Linked DNA regions of Mus musculus: region 1 is linked to region 2. The links are chromatin loops, found by intact Hi-C in ENCODE. Cell type or tissue: heart. All regions are shown on one strand.

What was found. Peaks named below come from ENCODE experiments on the same cell type or tissue, not always from the same donor. Only the 100,000 strongest peaks of a DNase experiment are listed, where the experiment ranks them.
Region 1: it touches region 2 in a loop (2.6-fold over the local background); 4 of 42 quality-filtered maps call a loop at or near these places.

What each region holds. Positions count from the first base shown.
Region 1 is chr7:80,397,024-80,402,023 of GRCm38, forward strand. Furin (furin (paired basic amino acid cleaving enzyme)) reads right to left here. Exons shown (of 16, transcript NM_011046.3): 2 at 1,571-1,905; 3 at 1,072-1,170; 4 at 875-970; 5 at 99-227. The coding sequence starts at 1,747. Among named protein-coding and RNA genes, the nearest start is that of Furin, 3.3 kb to the right of the region's middle. In heart, CTCF peaks have their summits at 2,348 and 3,155 (motif pointing left); DNase peaks (open chromatin) are centred at 1,812 and 3,258; H3K4me3 peaks cover 2,152 bases; H3K27ac peaks cover 2,698 bases.
Region 2 is chr7:80,532,758-80,537,757 of GRCm38, forward strand. It overlaps Blm (Bloom syndrome, RecQ like helicase), which reads right to left and starts at 2,362. Exons shown (of 22, transcript NM_001042527.2): 1 at 2,286-2,362. In heart, a CTCF peak has its summit at 2,354; DNase peaks (open chromatin) are centred at 1,804 and 2,444; H3K4me3 peaks cover 2,306 bases; H3K27ac peaks cover 1,870 bases.

The sequences.
Region 1 (5,000 bases), 140 kb before region 2:
TCATTGGGAGCTGCCTCCCCACGCTGACAGGACAGGACAGGACAGTTCCCCCGAGGTCCCTGCCCAGGGCTCTCCCACCACTCTTTTCCAGCCCTTACATAATTGCCTGCTAGGTCGGGATGATTCTTCTCAATGCCGTCATCCAGGATGGAGACCACAATGCCATGGCCTGTGAAGCCCTGGGCCCAGGCCTCCTTCACATTCAGGTCTCGCTGAGTGACACCAGACTGCAGAGACAACCAGCCCATTACCAGAGATGTTTGGTTGTTCACTCAAAAGAATCAATTCTACCCCAAAACCTCTATCTCTACCCATCCCAGCTTAAAATGCCATTTCTGGGGACTGGAGGGATAGCTCAGCAGTTAAAAGTACTGGCTGCTCTTTCAAAGGACCCAGGTTCAATTCCCAGCACTCACTTGGTCACGACTGTCTGTAACTCCAGTTCCAGGGGGATCTGACAGCCTCATACACTCATGCAAGCACACCAATGTGCATAAAATAAAAATAAACCATTTTTAAAAATGCCACTTCTGGCTCCCATTGGAAATGTATAGATTCTGGGAAGGCTAGAGCAGTGGTTCTCAACCTATGGGTCGTGACCCCCCTGACAAATCTATCTCCAAAAATATTTACAATTCATAACAGTAGTTAAATTACAGTTATGAAGTAGCAACAAACATAACTTTACAGTTGGGGGGGGGGGGTCCTCACAACATGAGGAACTGAATTAAAGGGTTGCAACAGTAGGAAGGTTGAGACCCACTGGGTCAGAGGCAGAAAGAAGGGAGAAGAAAACAGAAGAAGCCAGGGTGAGCCTCATCCACTCACAGGACCTCACTGTGGTGGGGAGAGAACCAGAGTCCAAGGAGCATACCAGGTACCACTGCTGGGGGAACTTGGGGTCCGTGGGCTCCTGATACACGTCCCTCTTGGCTCTTCGCTTGGCTACCTGCTGCTCCAGCCACTTTACCTAGGAAGGAGAGGAGGATGGTATAGGTGTGGGGGTTGCAGAGTGAGGGCAGACTCAGAACAGAAGGGGGTGGCAGCCGGAAGGGCCAGGGCCACACTTACTTGAGGCTCCCTCTGTAGCCGGCTGTGCCGCGGGCGGTGAGGCGACAGGGACCGCTTTGTCACTGCTCTGTGCCAGAAGTGGTAATAGTCACCGAAGATCTGCAATGAAGCACTGAGTCTGAGATGGGCTTTCCATCTGCCAGTCCCTGGGGGAGGCAGAGATGGGGGTGGACAAGGCTGCTGGGGAGGCTCACAAAGGCAAGCGCCTGGGGGGGGGGCAATCTGTTCCCTGCTGAGGACCCACAAGAACATGCAGGGGATGGAGAGGGACACCATCCCCAAGATGTGCTGGGTTTTCTAAGCAACCTACAGGAAAGCCCACAAACAGGACAGTGTTACGGATCCCATCCCACCAGCCGCTCAGAACCTGCCTCTTGCCCAGACGCCCTGGAAGACAAGCTCAACAATTTCTGCTGCATGGTTTGAGAGTCTCTGCCCTCACTCTCTCCACCACCAGGTCATGTCCTGAAGTTACAAACAGGCCCAGTAAGAAGCTTACCTGGCCCAGGTTGTGGAAGCCATGCTTCTGCGCCACCCTATCAGCCACAGCTGGGCCTCCAGGAATGTGCACGGCCCAGGTGTTGGTGAAGATCTTCTGGCCTTGAGCATCAGCTGCCAGCAGGACCACGGCTCCTGCTGCTGCGACCACCCATAGCAACCAGGATCTCAGCTCCATGGGGGGGCAGGTGACTGGAACCCCAGAGCGCCTGTCTCCCTGGCCTGGTCACAGGGCCTTGGCTGCCACGTGCCTGCTCAGTGCCAGGGTCCCGGGGCTGACTGGTGGGGGCATGGGGCCGAGATGGGCAGGGCTGGAGGACAGGGTAAGGGCCAGATCTAAGGGAACAAGAGGAGGAAGGAAGAGTCAGTCCTCTCAGCCACACACTGATGCCGCCCCTCCTAGCCTCACGGCTGAGCCTAAAAGCAGTTTCAAAGGAGATGGACCTAAAAGGAGTTTCAAGGGAGATGGGTAAAACCAGCAAACACCTGAGGGGCTGGGAAGATGGCTCAGTAGGGACACTTACTGCCACCCAAGCATCAAAACCTGAGTTTGGAGTCCCAGGACCCACATTAAAGGCTTGGCAGCATTTGCCTGTAACTCCAGCACTGGGGGCAGGGCAGAGAAAAGAATCCCTGGGGCTTGCTAGCTGGTCAACCTAGCCAAGTCTGCAAGCTCCAGGTTTGGTAAGAGACCTGTCTTTAAAACAAAACAAAAACCAAGATCAGAAATAGGGGTAAGGGCTGGAGAGATGGCTTAGTAGTTAGGAGCACATACTGCTCCTGCAGGGGACAGCAGGGGACCAGAGTTCTCATCCCTGCACTTGTATTGGATCATTCACAGCAGCTTATAACTCCAGCTCCCAGGGATCCAACTGCAGCCTAGACATACAGACACAAAGACACACACACACACACACACACACACACACACACACCACAAACCCCCAAGGTGTCTCCGGAATAAATACAGCACATATCCCAAAGGTCAGCCAAACAGACACATGGGCCCACAGTCTCCCCCTCCCAAGCCTTTCTCCCATCACTAATACAACTACGGCTTGAGTTGCTCAAAATAAAAAGCAAACAATAACCAAAGAAAGATACATTATCAAATGGCATGTACACAGGATTCCATTTTGTTTTCTTAAAACTATACATGCAGATTTATACAAAACCACAACAAAATCTGGACGGATACAAGTTACTGCTTAACAGTCGCTCCTTGGAGAGTCTGAGAATTATGAGTAGCAATTGTTACTTTCTGCTTTGTGCTACTGTACGCTCTCAAAATATCCAGGCATATTTTATAAAAGAATAAATGTTGGCTCTTTAAAAAATGAACAGAGTCTACCCAACTCAATTAGGGCATCCTGGTTCAGCAAAAAGGTGAGCTGTAGGGAGTTATTTAAAAGACTCTCAGTCCCCAAGAGGAAAGAGTGGGTGACTCGAGTTGGGATGGAGGCTGAGGAGCCACACTCTGAGCATGAGGGATTCCTGAGGTTTTGCCACCCTCTAGGGCTGAGATGACAGCCATCTTTAGAGGCAGGGCCCAAGCTGTTTCCTGGGCAACTTTGCTCCTGCTAGTCCAGCCCTGCTGCCCCCTGGCGTGTTCCAGGCCCACCACCTTGCGTAATCTGAGCCAGGCTGCCAGGGCAAACACTGGCGCTGAGCCTGGAACACCAAGGTGAGGCCGAATCAGTAGCCCTGAGTGGTGTTTTTCCTCCTTCAGCAAACAGACAGCAAGACCTCTCTGCCTGGGGCCACATAACTGTCCCCATAAAGGGCCCCTGACTAGCCACAAGCCAAGCTCCTGGGGTAGGTGGCAGCTAGGAGAGGTTCCAGTAGGCTGCTGGGGATGTCCTGTCTAAGTGCCAGGATCCCGATGCCCCTACCATTCCCATGGCCCAGCCCTAGAGGTAGCCACTTGGCCAAATGGTAAAATGTAGATACCTCAGCACACTGCCCTGTGGAGCTGGGCAGATCTGCTAGCCACTGGGAACGCCAAGATTCTCCAGGAACTGCCACTAGCTACCCAGCCTCCCTAACTGCTGCCATCTCACCCTATAGGCTGAGGGGACTCCACACACAATCCTGGAGTATTTTCAGTTTACACCAAAATAACCTGACAGCTGATGGCAGGAGACATCCACGAGGCAGACTCCATGCCTGAAGGGCAGAGTCCAAAGGGCTCCGAAGACATGCCTCAGAGTTAGAGCTCCGTGCCTCCACGTAGAAACAGGACTCTTGCCACATCTAAAACCTCTTTAGTTTAGAAATGTGCAGACTCCCTGCTCCAAGTTTTGAGACCTGCCTACAACTTCCAAATTATGGCTGGGTCGGTCTGGGTCTAGCCCAGGTTTCAGCAAACTATAGATGGGGCCACTGAGACAGAACCCCCACCACACCTCGAGAAAGATGGTCTGCTTCCCTCCACACCAAGTCTCCCCAACTGTGGTAAGGGTGGGATATGAATTCCAGACATCAGAGAGCCCTGCCTCGTCATCAAGACACATAGGAGGATACACACACCACACACACACACACACACACACACACACACAAAAGAACTGTGAACAATGAATGAACAGGCTTCTCCCCACCCCCATTCCAGACTCTGACTCACCCTCTGAGTCCCAGTTGTCTCAAAACCAGGAGACTGGATATATTTCTAGCCTCTCTGGGTCAGTTTTGCCCAGCCATCAGTGCTGGGCCTGACTAGAGAATAGGCTATAGTACTGTCCTAGCTCTTTTCTTAGGCAAAGCCTTTCTGTCTCTCCCTAGAACCTACAGACAGAGATAACCACAACCATTCCAGGCATAAGACGGGCACTTACCCCCAGGTGTGGCTGCTGTTTCTAGGACCTGGAGACCCAGCTGAGGCAGCCACAGAGCAAGCCACCAAAGACTGCTGGGAAACCCAATCAGGTCTCTCTTTCCAGCAGAGACCCCAAGGCAGGTCCTGTTACAGGCACCTCCCAGGAAATTTTAACTCCTAGTCCCTGCTCAACTACTTACACAAGTCATTTCCACTCTCTGGGCCTCAGTTTCCTTGGTGGTTAAAAACTATTAGGACAGAGGCTTTCAAACTTTTTTTAAGCCATAGGATCCTCTTTTTAAAAAAATACAAATTTTAGATAGAAGCCCAAAACAGGAAACACACACCTAATCTGCTCGCCCACCCTCCTTTTCTATGTCCACACCTGGCCAGCAGCCACATGCCCTCACTGGGCCACATCACCTGCGTCGTCTTGGCACTTCCCAAGTCAGAGAGAATCCCAGTGCTTCAGAGAGATGAAAGTCCACTTCCCCTAGGCGCAAAGCCCTGGGGCGGTGGGAACGGCGGCACCGAGCAGACTAGTGTCTGCTGTCAGACCTGTATGGCAAGCAGGCCGCCCCTCGGCTAGCCACCCGATGGATGGGGGCAGCAGGGG
Region 2 (5,000 bases):
ACTGTAAACAATTACCTAAGAAAAATCTATTATAGCCTATTTTATAACTAAAATGTGTTAAGAACTTGTGAAAAAAACAAAAACAGGACCATTCGGTTGGCTTAGGCAGTAAGACTGCTGGCCAAGCCTGAGAACCTGATTCGAATCCCCTGGCCCCACACGATGGCAGAGAACTGCAAGTTGTTCTCTGATCCCATCAAGCTCACACACAAATAAAAAATACTGTTAAAGTTTTGTTATGAGTCAGGCAGTAGTGGTGCACACCTTTAATCTCAGCGCTCAGAAAGCAGAGGCAGGCAAATCTCTGAGTTCAAGGCCTGGTCTACTGAGTAAATTCCAGGACAGCCGGAGCTACACTGAGAAACCCTGACTCAAAACCACCCCCAAAATAATATTAATAATAACAAAAACAATAATAGCCAGAGTGACAGAAAGACATTATAAATGTAATGAGCATTTTAATGTTTGTTTTGGGTTTTGGAGACAGGGTCTCATATAGTCTAGACCGGTCTCAAATTTACTATGCACCCGAGGAAAACTTTCAACTTCTGATCCTTCTGTCTCCACCTTCTATGTGTGTGTGGATTATAGGCTTGCTCTGGGAGGTAGCTTGCTTCTAAGATAGTCTTTATAAAGCTGCTCTTAACTTTCCATTCTCCTGTCTCATTCAAAGTGCCAATTGGGGTCATAGGTGTGAACCACCAAAATTCCTAGTGGCAACTGATCTTATTCTACAGGAAAGCAAGATACTCAAAGGCTTTTAGGCACAAAATTATACAGATAATTTTTCAATTACTTTGAACCTGGTAAGACAGAAAAGGCCTGGGAAGATGGCTCAGTCAGTAAACTGCTTGTAGTATGAACATAGGGACCTGATTTCAGATCTCCAGAACCCACTTAGAAAGTCAGGAGTGGTAATGTGCATCTATAATGCCAGTCCTGGGAGGCTTGCTAGTTTAATCAGTAAGTTCCAGGTTCAGTGAGACTGCCCCAAACACTAAGATGGAAGACAACTGCAGAAGGTACCTCTGGTCTTCTTGCACATTAACACACACACACAAACATGGACAAGAACATACTCCTATCTCCATTCCTGACAAAAGGTAAAAATTTAGAAAATAGAGCATGTCCCTCAACCAAGTTTAAGATGCTACATTCTGTCCAGCAGTGGCAGCCATTGCCTTTAATTCCAGCACTCAGGAGGGAAAGGCAGTGGAATCAGGGTTCGAGGCCAGCCTGGTCTACAGTGGGCTACACAGAGAAATCTGTGAGTCTCTTTTGCAGAAGTACATATTTCACAGTATATACACTTTAAATAACAGGGATGGTGACATGGGTCTGTAACTCAAGCACTTGAGAGGTTGAGGCTGAAAAGATCATGGAGTCCAAAGTCACCCTCAGCTCTACAAGTTTGAGGCCAGACGGGACTACAAGATCCAAAACAAACAAACTGGTACTAAATCCCTATCTTGGGAACCTAAAAATCCCACTTCATCCAAGCAAAGTTAAAGTGACATCCAAACAGAATAGCAGTCAGGCTAACAAAATGTTGACTCAAGCCGGTGTGACGTCAACTCAGCACTGGATGGCTGAGACGGTGTGACGTCAACTCAGCACTGGATGGCTGAGACAAGTTCCTTCCAAGCTCAATTAAATGTATTACTCCCCAGGCGTCTGCCTCTCTCCTTCTCCTCCATCTTGTCATCTCTCGATCAGTCTTTCCCACCCCTACCCCTTGCTGAGGTAGGAGAGCTGTGTATTTAAAGGCGACACCGGAAGATGGCAGGTTCATCTCAGTCACCCTCACCCGGTAACCTATGACAGTTAAGAGGGACTGGGAGGAAGCCTGGGGCAGTGAGATAGGCTTCAGAGCTGGGCAGGTCCTATTCAAACCTCATCTGGCATCCAAGCCCGCGCGCCCTTTCGGCAAACGAGGTCTGAGCTCCTGCTTCTCCGATTAAAAACAGGGCACCTCCACCTCTTCTGGCGTCTCGAAAGCATGCATTGCTACGAGGGGTCGTTGCAGCACTACACAAACTACGGGAAGCAGATGAGCTAATTTCTCGCGTATGACAATCAAGGCCTTAAGGAAAGTGTGGACAGTGAGACTCGAGCCTCGGCCGCCTGACATGGCCTTTTCTGGGTCACCAGGTCTCTACTCCGGTCTGGGCTTCTCGCCACAAGCGAGGCTCGGAGAACCTGGGACGGATGACTGGTGAAATGGCCAAGGCCTCGGGCTCTGTTAGTCGGCGGAGCCACCGCAACCCAGCGCGCGCCGAACTCACCTCACTCAGGCTTACGTCGCGCCGGGCGGAACCACCATCCAAACTCCGCGCGCCGACACGGCCCTCCTGCGCCCCGCGCCGCACGCTCTGCGCGGCAAGAAGGATGATTCTGATTGGGTAATCCCTGAAGGATCTAACCAATACCGTGGCCTCTGGCTCCTGGCCCCGCCCCTAGAGCTGCTGGGGCGGTATCCCCCGAGCACGTACTACTAAAGCCCAATCCGAATGCAGCTGACCGGTCAGGTGATTATGGCAAACTACCTGGCTTCCGGCGTAGTAAGGCTTTGTTTTGTTTTTTGTTTTTTGTTTTCCTAGTGTAGGGAAAGGCGCCTGAAGCCCAGTCTGTGGCATGGTAGAGATTTTGTGATGTTTGAAGACAGCCGAGGCTTGCTAGTTCCGGTAAATCAGGCGAAGCGTCTGTGGGCCTCTTCTTTTGGATCTCACCCTCTATTCTTGTGAAACTTCGGCGGTTCTTCCACTGCTGACTGTCATTAATCGGTCGCAAGCTCAGATACTTCAGCTGGCATGCAGATGCCGAGGGTGAAGCTTCAGTTCTAGTGGGTAGCTTCCACCATGAATGCAGCCCGGTGATGCCTGATCTTCTATTTTTGTAACTTTTAGTTTTTTTGAGACCGGACCTTACATAGCCCAGGTTGGCCTCAAACCTCCACCAAATTGTGTAGGAGAAGCTGACCTTGAACTCCCGATCCACCTACTTACACTTCCCAAATACTAGGATTACATATTCCACCAAAGTGGGCTCTTGTTAATTTTTTTCTCTTCCAACCCTGTCATCTGTCCTTACCCTCTTTTTATTTTATTTATTTATTTATTTATTTATTTATTTATTTTGGTTTTTTGAGACAGGGTTTCTCTGTATAGCCTTGGCTGTCCTGGAACTCACTCTGTAGACCAGGCTGGCCTCCAACTCAGAAATCCACCTGCCTCTGCCTCCCAAGTGCTGGGATCAAAGGCGTATGCCACCACTGCCGGACCCTTTCCCTCTTTTAAGGAGTAAATTCAAACTGTTACAACAATATGGAAAACAGTACAAAGGATTTGAAAGATACTAAAAGTTACCTCATGACCCAGAAACATCTCCTCTGACATATACCCAAAGAAAATTAATAAATAACTTCCTAAAGCTATCAGCTTTCCCTTGTTCATTGCTGCATAATCCACAATAGCCAAGATATGAAAATAAGCTGTCAGGAGAAAGACGGGAAATGCACATCAGAATAGTAATTAGCCTGGTAAAAAGAACCAGATCTTTCCATTTAGGGACATTATGCTAAGTGAAATAAGCCAGACACAGTAAATTATTATTGCATGATCTTATATGTGGGATCTTTATAAAATTTAAATATTCATATCTAGAGAAAACTGGTGGAGAGTTGTGGGTTAGAGGACACATATAGTGAAAATACCTAGAGATCCAAAATACAATATGCAAGTTCTATATATTGCATTTGTGCTAAACTATTATGAGTTACAAAAACCAAGGAAGTATAGCTGCAGATGATGACTAGACTCATGTGTTTCATTATTGTAAATTTCTTACTATCTATATGTGTCTGCATCTTTAGGCATCCTGCTGACAAACTGATAAAATGTTTTTAAAGCTGCGTCTATGTAGCCCTAGCTAGCCTGTTACTTAATTATGTAGACTAAGCTGGCCTCAAACTTAGAGACATCTGCCTGCCTCTGCCTTCTGAGTGCTAGGAAGTGCAGGCATGCCTTGAAATTTCCTTCCTTCCTTCCTTCCTTCCTTCCTTCCTTCCTTCCTTCCTTCCTTTTTTTTCTCTTTTTCCCTTTTCTTTTTCCTTCCTTCCTTCCTTTCCTCCTCATTTCTTCTTTCTCTCTTTTGTTTGTTCTTTCTTTCTGAGACAGGGTTTCTTTGTGTAGTCTTGGCTGTCCTGAAACTCACTCTGTAGATCAGCCTCGCTTTGAACTCTGAGATCCACTTACCTCTGCCTCCCAAGTGTTGGCATTAAAGGTGGTTAACACAACTACCCAGCTATGCATTGAAATTTTAATGCCCTTGCCTTCCAAGGAGCATGCCTGCAGCACCAGACCCCAATAATTAAGCAGTTTTTAAATAGCAAATGGAAAAGCATACAGAATAGAGGTAAGAAGAAGATATGAACAATCTACCAAAAAGAGTAGAACCAACAACACTGGGACTCAAGTGGTCGCACCCAGGCAGTAAGTGTGATGCTCACAACTTCCTGAAGGAACACTTAGCTAAATGTGCCTGCATGTCACATTCTCCTTTTTCGTTTATCTTCACTTCTCTGTCCCTAGTCAAGTCATTGTGCTAGATGGGCCCTGAAGAACTACAATACATCTGGGCTCAGTCTGTCGAGAGGGACAATACATAAGTTAATATTCATAGTAGCAATACAAGTTAGCTGTGGTGGTGCATGCTTATAATTGAAACACTCGGGAGGCAGATGCAGGAAGATCTCCAATTTGAGGTCAGCCTGAGGTATGTAGCCAGACCCTGTCCCAAAACAAAACAGTACCAATCAATGTCATGAACATGCTAGCTCAAGTTATGCTATCACAACAGGGATGCAAATGCAGATGTGGAGGACCAGAAAAGACTGCAGAGAAGGTGCCCTGATCTGAGGGCAAGTGAAAGACCAGCACGCTTCCATGTAAGGCTTAAAAGTCATCTTATAGTAAAAACAAACTAGGTTCACTTCTGTTTAT